Linked DNA regions of Homo sapiens: region 2 is linked to region 1. A link is a loop called in an ENCODE intact Hi-C map of the cell type or tissue named here. Cell type or tissue: dorsolateral prefrontal cortex. All regions are shown on one strand. Each heading gives the region's core, and the rest is flanking DNA. Links, peaks and the distances in the headings are about the cores only.

Region 1 (10,464 bases), core at 3,206-7,205:
GTCAAGTGCTTAGAACAATGCCTGATGCATTATAGTTAGGGTGATCACATAATTTATCATCTACTGTAATTTTTTTTTTGAGACAGGGTCTCACTCTGTAGCCCAGACTGGAGTGCAGTGGTACAATCATGGCTCACTACAGCCTCAAGCTCCTGAACCCAAGGGATCCTCCCACCTCAGCCTCCCAGTAGCTATGACTACAGGCACATGCCACCACGCCTGGCTATTTTTTCTTTTTTCTGTCAGATAGATATGGGGTCTCACTAGTTGCCCAGACTGGTCTTAAACTTCTGGTCTCAAGCAATCCCTCCGCCTCGGCCTCCCAAAATGCTGGAATTACAGGCATGAGCCACTGTACCCAGCCACATCTTCTATAATTTAATAGAAAACTTTTTAAAGTGAAAGAGGCACTGCCAAGATGAATGGCATTGTAAGGACATGATATTATCTAATATTGTTCAGCAGTTGGATATGCAGACACCAATGACAGGGAATCTGTTGCTGTTGGTGTGCCTGGGTCTGGTTCCCTGTGTCACCAGAGTCGGTGAGCACTGCCTGAGACACGTGTGGAGGTGGGTCTCTGCTGAGCCTCCTGTCCTCATAAGGACAGTGGAAAGAACAGTTTGAAGAGTGGGCTCTTTCTGTGGTTGTAGGGGAGTCATTCTGCAGCATGAGCTCCGTCACAGGCATCCGTAAGGACTGGAGCTTAGAGAGCCTCAGTATCACAGAGTTCCTCTTCCCCCCCCCCCCGCCACTGGTATTCCACAAGGACAGGCCAGAGAAAATATTCTCTTCTGCCTAGCCCATTTGTCGACTGGTTGGGGTGAGCATGAGAAATCATACATCCTGATCCAGATATGGCATCTTCCCCTACTCATTATATCCCACCAAATTGGGAAGCTGGCGTGGGGAGCAGGTGAGAAGGCCACCTTCGATGTCCCCCAAACCACTCTCCATTACAGTCACAGCCTTGAAAGGGCACCAAAGCATTTGGCATGGACACCTCCTCTTGCAATCTACTGCCCTCCCACCCACCATTTTCATTCATTCTTTCAGCAATTAAGTATTTAAGAACTTCTAAATGCCAGCATCTGTTCCAGGCACTGGGGATATAGTAGTGAATAAAAATTTTTTAAAGTTCTTACTGTATGAGACTTAACAATCTAGAGTTGTGCTGTCCAGTATGGAAGCTACTAGCTAATGTAGCTATTTAAATTTCAAGTAATTAAAATCAAATAAAATTAAAAGCACAGTTTTCTCAGAGCCACATCCTAGGTGCTCAGTAGTCACATGTGGCCATGGCTACCCTATTGGGCAGCTCAGAAATAGAATATTTCCATCATTACAGACACTTTCTTTGGATAGCAGTCTTCTAGAAAGAGGAGAAGTATAGAAAAGTAATGAGAAAATAAATAGAAAAATATATTATATGTTGGATGGCAATAAAAAGTGCTTTAGAGAAATATTAAGTAGAATAAGGGACCTAGAGAGTACTCTGGGATAAGGGGGATGAGGCCAGAGTGGTGGAGACACCACCCTGATCATCAGAGCTGATCACCACACTTACTGTTGAAATATTAAAATATATCCTTACCGATTGTTAGACAAGCATGGCCTGAAGCCACTCTACTGCTGCCCTGTCCACCACGTTGGCTGTCCTGGCTCCTGTTTTGGAATACTTCCCCCAGCTCAGCCATGAAAAGATAAATTCCTGGCTCAGGAGGGGACAGCCAGGTCCCTGATCCTGCCCTGTACCCTTGGCTGTTGTGATTGGTCAGTTCTCATGCCAAAATGTTTAAAAGATACTACAAATATCACTCTTGCTGGCATGTCATTTAAGCAGGTCTCCAAGGAAGTAAGGCCAGAAGCCATGGGGGTATGTGGAGCAAAGTATTCCAGGCAGAGGAAACATCAAATGCAATGGCCCAGAGGCTGGAGCGTGCTTGGTGTAGTCCAGGAAGAGCAAGAGGCCGCTGTGGCTCCAGCGTGGTGACCAAGCCTTCCGGAATGTAGCAGATAAAGTCAGAGTTGTAAGGGGAGTTGTGGATCACATAAGGCCTTATAGGCCATTTATATCCATTATTTCTTGCCACAATAATTCTGTATTTAAAAAAAAATCAAGCGGCTTAAATCAATAAGCATCTTCTACTGCTCATAAGACTATCTATGGTTCAGCTGAACTCTGATGATCTTGACAAGGCTCAGCTTACCTCAGCTGGTCTTGCACATTGAGGATCAGGTGTTGGCTTGGCTCAAAGCTGGCTAGTCCGGGGTGGTCTCATTCCCATATCTGACTGTTGACTGGCTGCCAGCTAGGACATGTGACTAGACCACATGTCTCTCATCATCCTGAAGGCTGGCCCAGGCTTGTTTACATGGGGACGGCAGGGTTCCAAGATGCCCAGAGGTGGCACATTGTCATTTATGCTGCATTCTGCAGGTCAAAGAAAATCACAGGGCCTGCCCAGATTCAAGGGGTGAGGAATAGACTCCACCTTTTGCTGGGAGGGGCTATACAGTGGCTTTGCAAGGGAGGCAGATACAGGAAGGGGTGGATAATTGCAGCTGTTTATGCAATCAATTTACTCACCATTGTAAAGACTTTGACTTTTATCCCAAGTATTAAAGGATGCCATTAAAATTTGGAGGAAAAGTGGGTTGTCATATGATTCGCTTTACATGTAAAGTGATTCCTCTGGCAATTGTGTTGAGCATAGACTATAGGGGGTAGGGACAGAGGCAGGGACACAGGTTAGGAAGTGTTGTGACAAACTGGGAGGGAGAATGGTGACCTGGGAAGTGATGCTAGTGGTGGAGTTGATAAGAAGTAGCATATTTTGGATTAGGTTACAGTTGAGCCAATGACTTATGTGTTAATTAGAGAAAGAGAGGTGTCAAGGATGGCTCTAGGGCTTTTGGCCTGTGCAGCTAGTAAAGTAGAGTGGCCATCAACTGAAATGGAGAAAGTGATGGGCAAAGTAGGCTTGTGAGGAAAAACTCAGAGCTTCTTTTGGACATACAGAACTTCATATATCTATTAAACATCAAAGTGGCAATGTCGGTTACGCAGTTAGACATGCTAGCCTGGATTTGGGATGGAGAAATAAATGTGGGAGTTGTTGGCATGTGGATGGTGTTTAAAGGCATGAGAGCAAATGAAATCACCGAGGGAGAGAGGGTAGTTCGGGAAGAAAAGAAGACAAAGGACTGAGTCCTGGAGCCCTCCAATGTGAAGAGGAAAAAGCTTCAAAGCCTCTGAGCAGCAACAACCAATGAGATTGAGGGAAAGGCAAGAGGTGTGGTATTGTGGAAGCCATGTGTGGAAGGCACATGAAAGAGGAGTAGCTGCATGACCACCACATTGAGCTTCCGGCTGAGGAATTCTTGGAAGACGGAGGGCTCTGGGTGCTTCTCTGGAATGAAGATACGTCTTTCCTCAATCTTATGTATATTAATAGAAAAACATATGGTCTTAATCTTTGCCAGAGGATGTCCATGAAAAACAGGGAAGTTGATCTGCTGCAGAGGAGGGGCCCTTTCACGTCCTTTTGCTAGAATTCTCCACGGGGCTGTTTCCAGCTCCCAGGACAGGAACCTCAGCCCCACTGCTGTGCAGCAGCCTGTGCTTCTCCACAGGAAAGAGAAGCACCACTGCTTGGAATGTTGTAGACACCAGGAAATGTTGGGTAAAGAGCAAGGGAATGAATGAAGGAATGAATGAGTAAATCAAGAGTAACCATGGTTAGAAGCTGTGGTTTACAAAAGAGAAAATGAAATAAACCAGGCAAATATTGGGGCCTGAGAAAGAAAAAAAAATGTGGGTGGCTTGAAGTAAAAAGTTTTCTGTAAGATTTGCATTGTTCACCACCAAGGCCTCTACCCGCTGAGACCTTCTCACCCTCTACCCCACCCTCAGAGACCCAGCTCCCCATTCCCTGTCCTAACTCTGCAAGAGTTCCTGGTTCTTCCTGAGAGGTAGATGGTCATTAAACATGGGGGAAAACAACCTAGATTTAAAGTGCAGAAATCAGCTGGATTATAATCTGAGTTTCATGAGATCGTTGTGAAGATTTTTCTACAATGAGGTTTATGAAAACATCTTGTAAACTCTAAAGTGCTATCCAAATGGAAGGACATGTATTTATTTTCCAGAGGTTAGCACAGGAAATATTCACTGTCAAATAGTGTCAGAAGGGAAAAGAGAGAGCTAAAAGATAGCTTCACACCAAGGGAAATGCAAGGTGGAGGCATAGACTTAGGAGAAAGGTAGCAAAGTCAAAAGAGAAGAGCTAGTTGCAAGACTGCAGCCATAAATTGTGTTGGGATAATGCCTTTACTCCCAACTCTTTAGTGAACTCACTGCATTGATGAGATTTGTGGCTCAAGTGGATTTGATTTACCCCCAAGTAAATTGGCAGCTTTGAGGTAGATGACATGCGATAAGGGAGGCCACGTAGTCTCAGGAGTGGAAGCTCTGAGAATGCTTAGGAAGTGAGGCTGGGAGACAGTATAGCAAAGAGCTTTTGATGGACACTCACTGTGAAGTAGAATTCAGGCCAAAGAGTAGGAGAATCTCTGAGGGGAAAGCAAGCCTAGAGCGGAATTTAAGTCACACACTTGTATACAGTAGGGAGTGAAAGATTTGGTATATATAATAGATGCTGTAGGACCTCAAATGAGATGACTAGAGTAATATCTAGAAGGGATTCATTGAAGAAACACTTTCTCATTTTCTACCTTCTCTCCTATGCCCCTAAATCTATTACCATCTTTGTTTCCCTGTCATCCTCTCTCTTTTCCTTTTGTCCTGCCTGTGCCTGAAGGTGTCTATGGTTTTAAAGATTGAGTCTAAACAGCGGTCTCACCAACGCCCTCCCTGGGTCACTCCCCTCCTTTGCCAGAGCCGGCATTGGCACTGCTGGGAAAGAACTCTGCGCAATGCAAGGCAGACTGCATGGACTCGTGCCTGACCCTATCCCCACCCCATTCCCATGCCATACTATTCACCCTGTCAGACAAAAAGGAAAAATGCTGGCACCATGCAGATGATCCAGAACAATGTCCACAGTTTCCAATATAAACTGTGCAGCTCAGGGCTCCCACCCTGCCGAGCGTCCAGTAACTTTTGCTGAGCCATCCAAGCCCAAGGGAAAATAACCCACTGTGAAAGAACAAAGGCAGCCTTAGCTCAGGCCTGTCCCCACCAGTCAGGAGAGGCAGGCGACAGCACCTCTGGGCCAGTGCGGTCCCTGGAGGGCGGCCAAACAGGCTGTTCTGAGCATGACAAGGCAAGGGAGGGGCCCAAGAGGCCCCAGTCAATGAGAAATAGATCTGCCTGAGAAATAATAATGAATGAAAAGGCGCAGTGACAAAGCCTTGCCTCCGAGCTGGTTTGGCACACCCTCAGATCTAATGATATGTTCAGAAAGAAAAATCCACAGGCAAGATTTGGAATCCTTTAAGCCAACTAGTCATCCACAAACAGGCCCAATGATCTTGGTTTTACCAGCAGGCATTCCAAGAAAGGGCTCTTGGGCCTGACAGCTGTCCTTCTTCAACAGGCTCAGCACTTGTCAGTGCTGGAATGTGAAATAGCCTATTTGGGAGCAGAGGGATGGACTAGATGAACCTATGAGCTCACGTAATTCCAGGTCAAACAGGCAGTGAGAATGAGACTAGTACCTGTGACTGTGAAAAGACATACTGGTGAGGGAATAGAAGCAAAGATCAGAAGGAGGGGTCAGGAGGAGCAGGGTCTTTTTCAGTTCTCAAATATTTGCTGAGCTTTCCTTGAGACTTGAGAGCTGAGCACAGTGAGGTTAGGGGACAAAAATAACAGATGCCACCCCACTCTCAGAGTGCTTATGAGATTATCTACCTAAAAGTGCCTTAAAAAACATTTTAAGGGGGTCAGAGAGTATTATTGTCATTACCAAAGATGCCTGGAGATCATCTGACTCTGGATCCAAGTCTGATAGCTTGGTGGAGCTGCTTGGAAGTGGGTATTGAGTTTGTGAAGGCTTGCGTGGGTTCAGGCTCAGCAAAAGGAATGCGTTGATTCATTAGTGCTGTTTGTAATGGATAGAAGGGAATGCTACATATCCAATGACCTGAGTTCCAATCTAATTTGGCCTATTTTACAAATAAAACAGCTGAGTTCCGGGAAGAGGAGATGGCAAAGTTGAACAAAATGGGCACTAGATTGTCACAGCTAAGCCTTCGCTCACCCTGCCCTGGGAGAGCAGGACAGATGAGCAAACTCCAGGAGATGCCGGCGATGCCACACAATCGCACAATCGTAGGGAGGAAGAGAGAAAGGAAGGGAGGGGCTGGGAAGGCTTCTAGAGGCCACAAAGCAGCACCATGTAAACACATACGTGGTTTCCAATGAAACAACAGCTCCCACTTAACCCTCCTTCTCTTTTCCTGACCATGGAAGGTTGAGGTTAGGTTGCCAGGAAAGTGGCAAAACTTTCCCATAGATCCTACCCTGGGTTGAACTTTGAAAGAGTATTATAGATTTCTTAAGAAGTGAAGTGTTACAGGCCACAGTTTATGATGATTAGGTGAGAGTTAAAGCACACATTTTATTCTACATCATAATAGAGCTAGTTGTATACCAGTCCCTCTTTGTGAAATTAAAGATTTCATGAAGATATTATCCCTGCATTACCCAGCAACTAATAAAATTGTATAAAGAGTAGGCATACAGTGAATATTTATGAATTAGACAAATAAATGAAGACATTATTAATATCATTTTTAGGGAATCCAAAGATTAGCAGTTAATCTTCCAGCCAGGAGAGAAAACAAAAACACACTTGTAGTATTAAGTTTATTAAATTATGGAACTGCTCACTCAGCCATTCCAGCCAAGGAGCAAATAATCATAATCATAATCACTAACATTTATTGAAGAATTACCATGTGTTTTATGAGAATAAATACGTCAGGACAGATTAATTGTTTTAACAAGCAATTCTAAAATATCAGTAGTTAAACCATAATCCAATACAGATTGAGAGGGGCAGAGCGGGGAGTGCTATGCTCCAGTCATTCAAGGACCCAGGCTCCTTCCATACAGTGGCTCTGCCTTCTCTGAACCCTAGAGTTCTCTTCTGGATCCTCTGAATCTACCAGTAGATGAGGAAAGAGAGGGTATAGAGGATTATAAGGAAGGTTTTGGGGATAAGCCTTCGATAATGTAGCCTATATCTCTTCTATCCACATTCCATTCATCAGAGCTTAGTCACAAAGCCTCACTTAGATGCAAGGAAGTTGGGAAATGTAGTCTATTGGTGACTCATGAAGAAAAGGGAAAAGGTTGTTGGGTATCTAGCAAGTCTCAGCCACAAAGCATTATCTCATTTAGTGCTCAAGACAGCCTGATAAGGCAGATGTGATTTTTATTCCCATTTTGCAGATGAGAAACTTGAGGCTCAGAAATTAAAATAATTCCCAATATCACACATCTAATAAATGACAGAATTGAAAGTTGGTCCTAGATCTGACTCTAAAGCATATATTCTAGACCCACTAAGTTATGGACCTTCATAACTGAGGTTTTTCTCTTTTCCTTCCTATTTTTCTCTTTTCCTTCCTCACTACACAGACTCTCACCATGTTGATTTTGGCTCTCCTGGATCTAAACTGCTGATAATACTTAGCTATTTGGCATCAGAATATACATTATCTTATCTATTTTCCATTGCACTTCCATGTGGTAGGTATTATTAGCTCTATTTTACCAGAGAGGAAGCTGAGATTGGATGGGTTACATAACTTGGCCAAGATCAAACAGCTAATGAGAGGCACATTTGAACATAGTTGAATGCTGTACTGTGTCTTGCTCCTTGGCCTGGAACTTTGGAAGGCCTTTCCCTAAAAAATGTTTTTAATGACAAAAAATAAAATTGAATCCTAAAAAATGCAACAATCCACTTTCCCACAGAGCATCCCAGAGTGGTTGGCATCTGCAAGGTCAGAGGCCTCAAAACTGAGGTCAGACAAGCTTTTGATTCTTCAGGTCTGAATCCGTCCACAAGGTGGGAATATCAAATAAATTTTTCAGCTTCTGACCTTATTAATTGTAATTAGACTGGCATATCAATGCTTAAAGAGGTTCTTCCCAGCCGAAACCGTCCAGGAAATGAAGAGTCAGATAAATAACAAGGCTGACGCAAGGCTAGGGAAATACTCCAGACTCAACTAGGGGGTGGTCTCTCCAAGCCAACAGCATTATTCATGGCTGGGTCACTGGGTGCTGATGAGGAATCAACAGCTAGAGCAAGATTTGCCTGCTGGGCTCTCTTCTTTCCTCTCCCATCCTCACCCCTATCCTGACCTGCCTACCCTCCTCTCTCCTTGAACTATCCACTTGCACTGAGTTTCTTTATCACACCCTCTCCAGGCACTCAGGAGCCATCAGACATCATGTACTGCTCCCTGAGAGGGAAAAACAGGAAATGAATCTAATTAAAACTGCTGCACTGTAAAGAAGGAATTAATGATAAGAACAATAATGCAATCTGAGGACTTGGGCAAATTGGGCAGATAAAAGGAAAAAAAAAAACAACAGCAGATTATGAGTCTTTGAGGCAGTTGACGCTACAATATCTTCAATCATGCAAGCTGCACTGGTCATAGGAGCACACTGCAGAGCCCCAGAGCCTTGGAACTCCAGCTCCCTCCCTTCCCAATACCCTCCCAGGCGGAATTTTTCCCTTGACTACAGCCTCAGATTTTTCTTCCTAAGGATCTTGAACCCCATTATTTACTCTCAGGCCAGTCTTCATGGGATTGACTGTCACCAGCAGTGACAATCTATGAAGATGTAATAATCCTCCATGTTGGAATCTTTGAGATCATCTACTCCCATACCCAGGGAGGCAACCAGGGCCAGACAGTTTAAATGACTGGCCCAAAGGCAAACTGCTGGTTAGGAAGGGAGCCAGGACACTCAGGCCTACAGCCTTCAAGCTTGGAGAGTCTTTTTGCTAGACCACACTTTGGTGTGCAACTCCAGGTACATGAATTGGTAACAGATTCTACTCTATTATTCATTTTTTTTAAAAATCCTACCAAGATGTCTTGGTCAAAGTTTCCCTTTACTGCTTCTTGCTGGATGCCCAAGAAGCTGGTGGTATCTTTTTCTGTATCAGGTGAACTATAAACCTCTTCTCCTTCCCTTTCAGGCTCTTCCAGGAACCTGGGTTTTGTAATTTCCCATTTCTCCCAATCTAAACTACCTACCTATTTTGCCACCTACCTAAAGAGTCTGTCTTCTGACCTAATTCTCACAGTAATGAACTCATTTTACCTCCCTCTGTATCTTTCTCATGCCCTGCCAAGGATCCATGGTCCTTATATTTCCTGGCCTTCCATGGCCTTTCCCCATTTTAAATCCTTCTAATGGAGACAGAAAATTGTCCTTTATCTGCACATTTAAAAGTTTTCGGAAAAAAAATAGAGTCACAGGTGATTTCTGAGGTCCTCCACTGCCAAGTCCTTTCTTCCCCACTATCCCTTGCTGCTCCTACCACATTGGCCTCGTTTATTTTTTAGAAAACACCAAGTTCTTTCTTACCTCATCGTCTTGAGGATGCGATTTCCTCTGGCAGAGTCTTACCACAGAGCCTATTCTCCCACTCCCACCTCCTCTCCTGGCAAGCTCCTTCTTATCCTTCAAGACTCACCTTCTGTATTATTTGCTCTAGGTAATCATCCCTGACTCCCCTACTTAGGTAAGGTCCCCCCCAACTAACTGCTCTCAGATAATCCTGTATTTACTTTTATATCCCTTATCATAAATGGGATTATACAATTGTTTTTAATGATTGCAACTTATTGTCAATGTCCTCCAACAGACTGTAACTTCCATGAGTAAATGGCCAGAAGGGATTGATGTGTTGTACGTATATATTCTAAACACAATCATCCCTCGGCATCCAAGGACAATTGGTTCCAGGACCTCTCACAGATTCCAAAATTTATGGATGCCCAAGTCCCTGGTATAACATGGTGTAGAATTTGCATACAACCTACACACATCTTCCCATATACTTTAAATCATCTCTAGATTACATATAATACCTAATACAATGTAAATGCTATGTAAATAGTTGTTTTACGGTATTGTTTGGGAAATAATGATGGGAAAAAAGTCTATATTTAGTACAGATGCCTTTTTAAAAAATATTTTCGACCTGTGAGTGGCTGAATCCACAAATGCGGAACCCACAGATACGGAGGGCTGATGGTAGTGTTCTCAGGACACTAAAGCTGACACTGCTTTATCTGTAATTATTTGCGTATATGTGGAAGCACCCACCAAGAGTATAAATCCCATTGTGGCAGAAACCCCTACACTGATGGACATATAATAAATGTTCATTGAATGAATGGAGGGATCGATGTCAATAAAGCTCTTATAACCCTTTAGGGTTGAGGGAGTGGTGCTAGTTT
Region 2 (9,682 bases), core at 2,006-6,005, 120 kb before region 1:
ACTTACTTTCACATAATGGATTTCTGGTTCCAAGATTTTTCCAGTTTGAAAAACAACTCCTAGGAAGAATCGCTCTTCTGTGAGCAGTAGCCTATCTGATACTCCCACAGCTGCATGGTCACCCCAGAAATTTTAGGCCTGACCCTCAACCTTCCTGTCTGAAAAATACTCTGTTTAAATGTATGATGAGTCTACCTTTTCAGAAATCCTGGGATCAACCAGGCTTGGATCCAGCTCTGTCACTTACCAGCCATGTGACTTTCAGCACGTTTCTTAATCTCTCTTAGTCTGTTTTCATATAAGGAGAGAATAATGGTGTCCTCTTACAGGATTCTTGCAAGCATTAGATGAGCTAATGCATGTAGAACACTCAGCCATGTACTGGCACATATAGTCTCTCAATAAACTAATGAATGCTAGCTAGTTGTTGATATAACTGACACAACCTTCCCTGCTCTGCTCGCTCAATAGGGAATTATCAAACTAGATGGAGCTGAAATCTCCTGAAAATTGCCTGACTTGGTTCAAAGACGTGGGATTGGTCACAATGACCCTGGAAACCTATTAGGTTGCTTTTTAGAGGAAAAGTGCCAAACCAGCACTTGGTATTAAGTGTAAGGAGAGTGATAATATAGAGGAAAAAAAAAAATCCCAGTTTATTTTTCTGTAGTTCATGACCTGCCCCCATTTTCCTGTGATCTCTTCTTTTACCCGGTCAAATACAAACTTCTGTAGTGACAATGACCATATTTTCTGAACTGCAAATAAAGATCCATGGTCTCACAAATACAACTGTTCCTAAGGGGGAAACATGACTCAATATTTTAAATTGTGACTGCTCTAGAAAAATGTGGGACATATGGTGACCATACCCATGGTTCTCAAAGCCAGATGCTGACTGGCTCCAAGAGAAGAAAACCAAAACAATCAGAAATCCCTTCTATTTGCCAAAACAAATCTTGTGTCTCTCCCGGTGTTATTCCTGTAGCTATCTTTGTTTGAATTGGGCCTGTTCACCAGTTCCATTTCTGCTACCATCTCAGGGGAGGAGGGAAAGAAAATAGCTTCACGTTCACTCATGTTAGCATGGAATTCTTTTTTTGGGTGAATTTTAGGAGAAAAGGAAATTTGAAAACCTTTTTTATTTTGTGTTGTTTTTTCTTTCTTTTTTTATTTAGAGAGTCTTCAACTATACTTTTCCTTCTGGTCCTTCAATAATGAATAACAGTAATAATAATGTTGCTATTATTATTAAATGCATTCTATGTAATGGGCATTCATCATGCATTTGCTTCCAAATACACTTAATCTTCACAATGGACTTGCAAGGTAGATGCCATTGTTCTCAGTTTACAGGTTAAGAGCCTAATATGTTGAGTGGCTAAGAAACTTATCCAGGTTCACATAATTAATAAGTGATAAACTAGGAATTTGAACCCAGAAATTTCTGGCTCGTACATTCTCTATATTCTGTGTTGTTGCCTCTCATAGATTGCTTTGCAGAAATCAGACTTAGATTCAGTCAACATATATTGAACATCCTCCAGGTGCTGTGCTAAAATATTTAATAAATTATTTAATATAATCCATGATCTGGGTAACATTACTATCATTTTTGATAGTGAAATATCATACAAACAAATTAAGAAATTTTTCTAGGTCATCTAATTTGTAGTTAGTGGAGCCAGGAATCAAGTCCATTTTTTAAATTGCAGGTTTAAAACTTTTTCTAAATCCCAGTAGAGCATCAGATAGCAGAAGTGCAAAATAGGCTGTGTTTAGAAACTTGAGAATCAGGAGGATACTGAGTGAGAAAAGGAGCATTGCAGTGTGATCAAATATCTGCACAGAGTCCTACCCCTTAGTGTGAACGAGTTTATCATTGGTAAGTGGAGGGAACAGAGCCGGTGAGTGCAGAAAAGAATAGAAAGGGGCAGGAAATTGGAGAAAGGAACACCAGAAGTCAGCTCAGTATCACATTAAGCCTTAGCACTGTGTAGGGCCCTCCTTTGTCATTTTTAATTATCTCCATTTTAGTAAAGAGTATTAACTAGAAAATATAGCAAGTGGCTGTTTTGATTTTTGGAGAAAGTAGAATCAAAGTAGAACCAAAAGGCAGAAAAAATTGGTATCAGAAGGGTAAATGTCAGAGGGCAAAATCATTTTGATTTTGGTCTGAGAAACAGAGTACCTATTTTTAAGTGATCCTGCTCTAAATGAGAGAAAGAGTAAAATCTGAAAAGTTAAAAATCTTAATTTCCAGTTAAGATGTGGAGCTATTTCACAATAGCTCCTTCCAATTTACCTCCTCCAACATCTTGGCTGCTCAGATACATTCGACTTGGTGTGGACAGATTGTGGGGTAACAGTACACTCCGTTTGTTAATTTTAACCTTGTGGTCCTTAATTCTTATTTTCTAAACAAATTTTCACCAACCCCCACTTACAGGAATAATATATGCTCAACAGAGTAAATGTGGAGTATACAAAAAAGTTAGGAGATCAAAATTAAAATCTCCCACAATCCCGCTATCCTGACATTGCTAACATCTTGACATATTTCTAATTTGCTTTCTTATCTTCCTTTCTATAATAGAGATAATAAAAGTATACCATTTTTACTCGAAGTATATCATAAGCATTTTCCCATGTCATTAGTGTTTGAGAACACAGATTTTAATCAATGTCTAAACTTGCATCTACATCATATGATGTATTTAAGTAATCCTCTGTTGTTCACTATTTAGATTGATTTCAAATTTTCACCATTATAAATGTGATATTATCTTTGTACATAATCATTCCATAGTCCAGGCCTCTTCTAGCACACCCTTTGCTCAGAATTTCTTACCTTCTTTTTTTTTCTAACAGATATGATTAATGATATTCACATATGTAACTTTTCCTAGAGTTACGTCTTAGACTTACGTAGGGTTATATCCAGTTTCTTGTGTTTTAATAAAATATAATACCTTTACATTTTTCTTCCCTTCAAAAAGATGATAGAAGAGTGAAGATGAGTAAAAGTGCTATGAGATGTCTTTGTATCCACTGTATTTTATAAAACAATTTATAAATTTCAGTTCTTTATTATTAGTGATAATGAGTTTTAAACATATAATTGATCATGCCACTTAATTGGCAAGCCATTGTTTAGCTGGCCTTGGCAAGCACCCTTGTGCTCTGAGTGGCTTTGGCATACATTTCTCATTGAAGACCATTTCTAGCTATGATTTTTGCTTTTAGGAATAAATAGACTGGTAGTAGAAAATTGTAAACTGTAGACAGAATTAGGTTTTCATTTTGAGAAGGGGGTAACGTAAACATTGGGAAGGGCCAAATAAGTGCAAATGAGTATTTCTTAAGTGTGCACCTCTTATCCCACCCCTTTCCAGAGATTCCAATACAGTTTTCCTGGAAGTGCCCTTTCCCTAAGCCCTCTGGCTCTGAATTACTGTTTTGGAAGGTATTACCAAGCCATTTTTTTCTTTCACTGACATTTAGGATTAAAATTCGAGTTAATTCAGCTGCCTGCTTCTTCAGCTTTGAGTGAATGATGCCAAGATAGATTTTTTCTTAGGTTAGGTGATGTGTGACCATTTAGAGAAAGGAAGAGTAGATGAGTTGAAGCACATAGGTGTAACTTGATATAGTCTCCTCCAGGGAAAATGTCCTGCTTGAAGCATTTATAGAATGGAATCTTTTCAAGGTTGAGAAGGGCACTGTCATCTATGTGTGGTATTGGCAAATCTACCTGATGGGTCCAAATGTTGCATCGTAGGAAAATCTAATCATAGATAAAATACATTTTCCTACTGGAAGAATTTTAATGTTGTATTAGTTGGCTCTTTTGGCTGCAATGACAGTACTAAAACTTGAATTAATATTTAAAGGGAATTAATTTTGTTCATTAAATCAAAGAGATTATTTAACAACCAAATTATGGGAAGAACAAGGATGTCAGTAGTCACTAGACAAGACAACAACTAGAACCAGAGATATATGATATCAGATCTCTCTCTCTTTTTCTCTCTCACTCTTGCCTGGGCTTCTCACAGGGATTTCATTCTTTTTTGTTCATATCACTGAAAACATGGGGTGCGGTGGGCATGATATTTCCGAGTTTTATATCTCACAGTATCTACCTCTCAGGAGGACTGGCAGACTTTTCTACCTTCCTAAGTACAAAACTACAGGGAAAAGACTCATTGGCGAGTTGGAGTCAGGTGTTCAGACAAGGACCAATGAATTTCGGAAAAAGAAATGTCATAAGAAAGATGTTGGAGAAATGGGGAAGGAAAAATTATTCCAGAAGTGTTTACTCCATCGGGCTGCACAGAAGTCTTATTATATTTTAGGTGATTTATTGAAGATTGGAGAAAAAAGAGCACAAAATAAGAGTATTGTATCTATACATATGTGAGTAACTTACCTTTCTTGGTGGTCAAGAATCTCTTACTCCCAACTCTTAACTAAAGTTTGCAAAGAGAGGCCAGAGGTCATTTTTTCTGTCCTAGGAAAGCAGGATCTGGGTGTATTTCGCAGGGTGTCAGCTTCCCCTGGCCAGTTCTGACTGCAAAACAACAGAACTGTTTATTCTTTCCCACACCCTGGCATACAGCAGACTGCTACCTTTCACTGCAGCAATTGGAAATTACACACTAATAGAAAACATATATGTGAGCATTCAAAGCAGGATTTTAATCAAATGATCACAGCAGCACTGCTTGGTATTCATTTGAATAATTTACTGGAGTTGTCTGTGGACTGTGTGCATATTCAGGGTTTTCTATGAATGTCAGGTTTTTACTGAATTCCCAGCTTGCCACACAATTTTGTTTACCACAGAATCCAGACAGGTTTCTGCCGAACTTTGGGTTGAAGGGTAGATGTGATACTCATCCCTTCACAGTTAACCCACTGGAGCATGTGGTTGTTAAAGAAGAATAAATTCTAAAACAAATTCATATTTTCTCACATATGACAAGGTTCAGACACCATGTAACTGAATAGAAATCACCTTGGAAAATATTGCATGCACTGATAGGAGTTCCCCAGAAAAGCTGCAATGTAAAAGGCAATAGGCATTGAAACAGGCAAGCAGGAGACAAATCTCACCATTTCTTCCTAGGCTTCAGTATGAGAAGTAGTGGTTGACATGCACAGTCGCAGTCTTTCTTCAAGGAGCATCTGGCCCACGTTTCTGCCATGGAGAACAGGTGTGACCTAAGTGCAGAGCCCTGAGCAGCTGACTTCTGCTTGGAATTCTAAACTAATGGTATTCATTTGTTTTTACTATTACCTTTGGCAGAGATGAGAAGTCCAAAGGCTATAGATGTGAGGCAAATGACAAAAATCTGATGTAGACAGGATGAAGGAAAACCCCATCTACAGCAGAGAGCTTCTACTCATCTCCAGTAGGTTATTTGCTTCGGGGTATTTAGCTCCAAGCAGCTCTATTCTTTCTTGTAAAAGAACCTATAAATTCAACTTTTACAAACACTGATTAAATATTCCACCCATCACCCCCACCCCACATATGCATGCACGGATGGTTTGGGGTTCCTTTTCCCTGTAGGACTCAAATGTCCAGTTGTCTCTGCCTCTGTTTGGAACTATGGGCTTTGTATTCCATTTGGCATTGTATGCTTCTATTCTTTCTTTGGTTGACAGAGAAGTTACTTTGTTTTTGAGCAAGGCTGTGTCTTTTTAACTTTCATGCCATATTTTGTTTTTCTTTGCTGTGTTTGAACAGGGAAGGGAACTCACAACACCATTTTGACAAGAAGCCCTGGTTCATACTCTTTCAACTAAATAATATACCCTTAGTTGAGATGCCTTTCTCTGGTATAATTTTGTCCATTTTCTCTATCTCATCTGCAAGAAATGAATCTGTTAAATTCCCTGCTGAAATTCGCATAGCATATGTCTACAGCAGTCCTCTCCTCTCTTAGTCTCTAGCAGCACCAGGAAGGAAAAAAATTAGGTTAGTTTGGCATATTTTTTCTTAGGGGGTTTATGCTGTTTTCAAGCAATCAGCACTTTCTTTGCTTAGGCTATCAACACATCTATTTAATAATTCATTTTAGAATTTTGCCAGAAATTAATAGCAATCTCATTGGCCTACCTCTCCTGAGATCCTTCTATTACTTTTTAAAGTTAAGATAGCATATGCCTGTAAATTTTTGAAATCTTTCCTATTCTCATAATTATTAAAACTATAGCTTGTATCAATGGAACAAAATTGAAGGAAAAGCTAAAATGTATAGGAACATCATCCAGATCGAAATGATCTTGACAAGTTAAAACAGTGAACTCAATTACATGAAATTTTATACGTTTTAAAAAGTATATCTTCTAAATATATATTAAATGTATAAATTATATATTTATAGAGTATATTATATAATATACTCCTAGATTTAAGCAAAAAAACAAATGAAAAAATTATGAAAAGAAATAAAAAACATTGCTCGATGGCCAATCGAGCAGGTTTTACAGGCATCCCCCCAGGTGGGGGAAAAAGGTTTTAGGAAGGAAAGCCACAGATGTATAATGTAACTGAGGGTAAGTGTGGTCATTTTACACGTGGGTGCTGTAGATGGCTAAACAGTTAGGATGTGGGGTGCTGGGTACAAGAGGCAATGTCCCTGTGCTAGCAGTGAAAATGATTTTTGCTTTCTCTTTCCTGCACCCCAGGACCAGACACATGACCCAGTCTAACCAGCATACTCCACCTGATACAGGGAGAGGTTCGGTGATGGACATGTAACTCTGAGCCCAGCAAAGTTCTCCCTGTGATATTATGTTGCTAAAAGAGGACCTTTCTGTCCATGCCGAGAAATCCAAGGTATCTGAGGGTCATATAATCATGCTATTAACAGGACTGAAAATCTGAATTCTCTACCTCAAATAAATGTTAGTAGGAACCAGGCAAAGAGGTGGGAAAAATAGCAGAAGATAAGATTGGGACCCAGGAAGATCCAGAGAAATACACAAAGACCACCTGATGTGTATTTTACTCAAATTACTTGTGCCTTATCTTGTCTGGTATATTGTTTTGAGTCCCTCTGAGGCAGGGACAAAATGGAAGCGGTTCTTTGAGAGCTAGAAGGATGATAAAGAGCAAGGTCTATTTCTAAGACACAGAAACCCTAAGAACAGGGTAATTATTGTTGGGAATAAAGTTTTTGATGTTGCAAAAAAAAAAAAAAAAGAAGAATTAAAATGGGAACAAATGATCTCTCAGCAAGGCAAGCTTTACTTTCTGCAGAAAGGGTGCTACTCAACAGCTCTCCAGTCACGAGAGCACACCAAACAAAGGAGACAAAGTTATTTATAACCTGATGAGTCTACCCTATTCTGTGTCCAGTTTCCATTGGCTGGAATAGGACCTCACATTTTACACTTTATCTGGTTGGCTATTAGTTTAAAACTTTTTTTAACTGGGTAAGGGGAACAGAACAAAGAAAGAAAAGGAAGTTGCCCAGGGATAGTTAAAGAAGCATCTCCAAATAAGGAATGGCATGCGCTATGGGCTGGGGCTTGTCTAGTTCTGTCCAGGCATGCCAGAGCAAGCTAGGACAGCTGATTTGGAATATATATATATATATATACTAATAGTGGATAGCAATCTTATAGTAGGAAATTATAACTTTTTATAATCTTTGAAGAACTTTCCCATTTCTCACAATCTTTAAAGACCATGGCTCAATCAATAAGATCTTTGGCACTGTTTATTAGCAAATTGGCCACTTATTGATTGAATTTTTAAGGAAGTTGTACTACCAGAAAAACCCCAAGCCTGTAACTTCTCAATCCAAAGAGCCCATAATGCTCCAAGTCTGCACCCTTAGCAAGTGAACTGTTAGATTTGCTAAAGGTGGGTGGTTCCACACAGAGAAATCATACAACACTCTTCTTGGACATGGCCACAGATGACAAGGAAGAAGCAGAACTGGGAATGCTGGGTTGGCCGTCTCAGTCCACTGCAGGTGGGGATTCCTCACTAATTCTGTCCATGCATGTGAGATATGATGTAGATCTCTGCATGTTGCCTTAACTTCTCTCTTTTTCCAACTGGGAGTTTGAATTAGTCATATTGTATTTCCCCTTTATATTGAACACACTTTTCCTGTGGAGGAATGCTTTAATAAATCATCACTTAGTAATGGGTTAAAGTCCATAGGAGTCACATCTGGTTCTGCACTAAAAGAATGCTTGTCATTTGGAGATCCTCAATTTACAGCTAGATGCAGGAAACATGGGCAGCTAAGTATCTCCTTTGGTAGAAGAGGCATGTCCTTTCTTTCCTGTCATAGATGGGAGGAATTGGCATCATGTGAGGGGAGTGCATATATGGGGCAATTGAAACATTTTTTACTATCCAGGGTCCCTTTTTTTGAGTAAATAGTCTTATTTCATAGTAATTCTGTTCGGTCCTATAGTTCAAGGGGAGCTGATTCCTTTCTCCCTACCTACTCAGTCCCTAGGAATGAGTGTTCGACCAAGAACTGGTGGGTCAGAATCCCCCATGCTCATAGCTACAGTGATTGGTTGACAGATGTATGTGTGACACACATCAGGTCAGGTAGTCTTCCCAGGGTCATTGAAACTGCTGGATTCAGCTGTGCATAAACATCTCTGGTGGACTTCTCAATTACTCCATTCTTAAAAATCAAGAGAATTTGAGTCTAAGAGCTGTGACTTGTTACTGAAAGTTTCATGACTAATACTCAGCTTCTTATAATGAAACTATTTCCTAACATTCAGAGCTTACCAGGAATGAAGTGGTCTATTTTGAGTTCCCTTTCCCTGGAGGTGATCCAGTAACTGGATGGCTGTATCTCTATATGAAATGCGTTTGTTTGCTACTTAAAGGGAGACATCTCTAAATTTCATCCAGTACTATACCCAGCTCTAGGTCCATTGCTCTAGGTGTATTGCCCTAGGAAAGAGTAATTCTTTCCGTCAAGTCTGACATGACTCTACATGGTGCCGAGGGATATATTCCCACGGGTTCCTGAATGAGAAAGAATGGATGGAGGTGGTTTTAAGTAAACCATCAATAATACGTGCCATACCACTAAGCAGAGATTTTTTTCTTTCTTTTTTAATTTTAAGATCCAGGGTACATGTGCAGGTTGTGTAGGTTTGTTACACAGGTAAACATGTGCCATGGTGATTTGCTGCACCTATCAACCCATCACCTAGGTATTAAGGTGACATGCATTAGCTATTTTTCCTAATGCTCTCCCCCCACCCCGGAGAATTTCATAGAGAGTATTTGATTCATTCTTTAAGGTTCCATTCAGACCTTATATGTTCTCATTCTATAAAATAAAAATTAAACAAAATCAGCCAGGTGCAGTGTCTCACACCTGTAATCTCGGCACTTTAGGAGGCCAAGGCAGGAGGATTGCTTGAGTCCAGGAGTTTGAGACCAGCCTGTGCAAATAGTGAGAATCTGTTTACACACATACACACACAAAATAAAATAAAAAATCCAGGCATGGTGATGCGTGCCTGTAGTCCCAGTTGCTCAGGAGGCTGAGGTGAGCAGATTGCTTGAGCCCAGGAAGTCAAGGCTGTAGTGAGCTATGATTGTGCCTCTGCATCCCAGCCTAGATGACAGAGCGAGACCCAGTCTCAAAAATTAAATAAAGTAAAATAAAATCAAAAT

What was found. A loop is a pair of places that touch in the nucleus more often than their neighbours do. Peaks named below come from ENCODE experiments on the same cell type or tissue, not always from the same donor. Only the 100,000 strongest peaks of a DNase experiment are listed, where the experiment ranks them.
Region 2: it touches region 1 in a loop (3-fold over the local background); 4 of 110 quality-filtered maps call a loop at or near these places.

The regions. Positions count from the first base shown.
Region 1 is chr11:95,448,763-95,459,226 of GRCh38, reverse strand. No RefSeq gene overlaps it. Among named protein-coding and RNA genes, the nearest start is that of SESN3, 220 kb to the right of the region's middle. In dorsolateral prefrontal cortex, for the core only: no CTCF peak of the experiment used is centred there; a DNase peak (open chromatin) is centred at 5,226; H3K4me3 peaks cover 664 bases; H3K27ac peaks cover 901 bases.
Region 2 is chr11:95,566,959-95,576,640 of GRCh38, reverse strand. No RefSeq gene overlaps it. Among named protein-coding and RNA genes, the nearest start is that of FAM76B, 220 kb to the left of the region's middle. In dorsolateral prefrontal cortex, for the core only: no CTCF peak of the experiment used is centred there; no DNase peak of the experiment used is centred there; H3K4me3 peaks cover 1,173 bases; H3K27ac peaks cover 1,312 bases.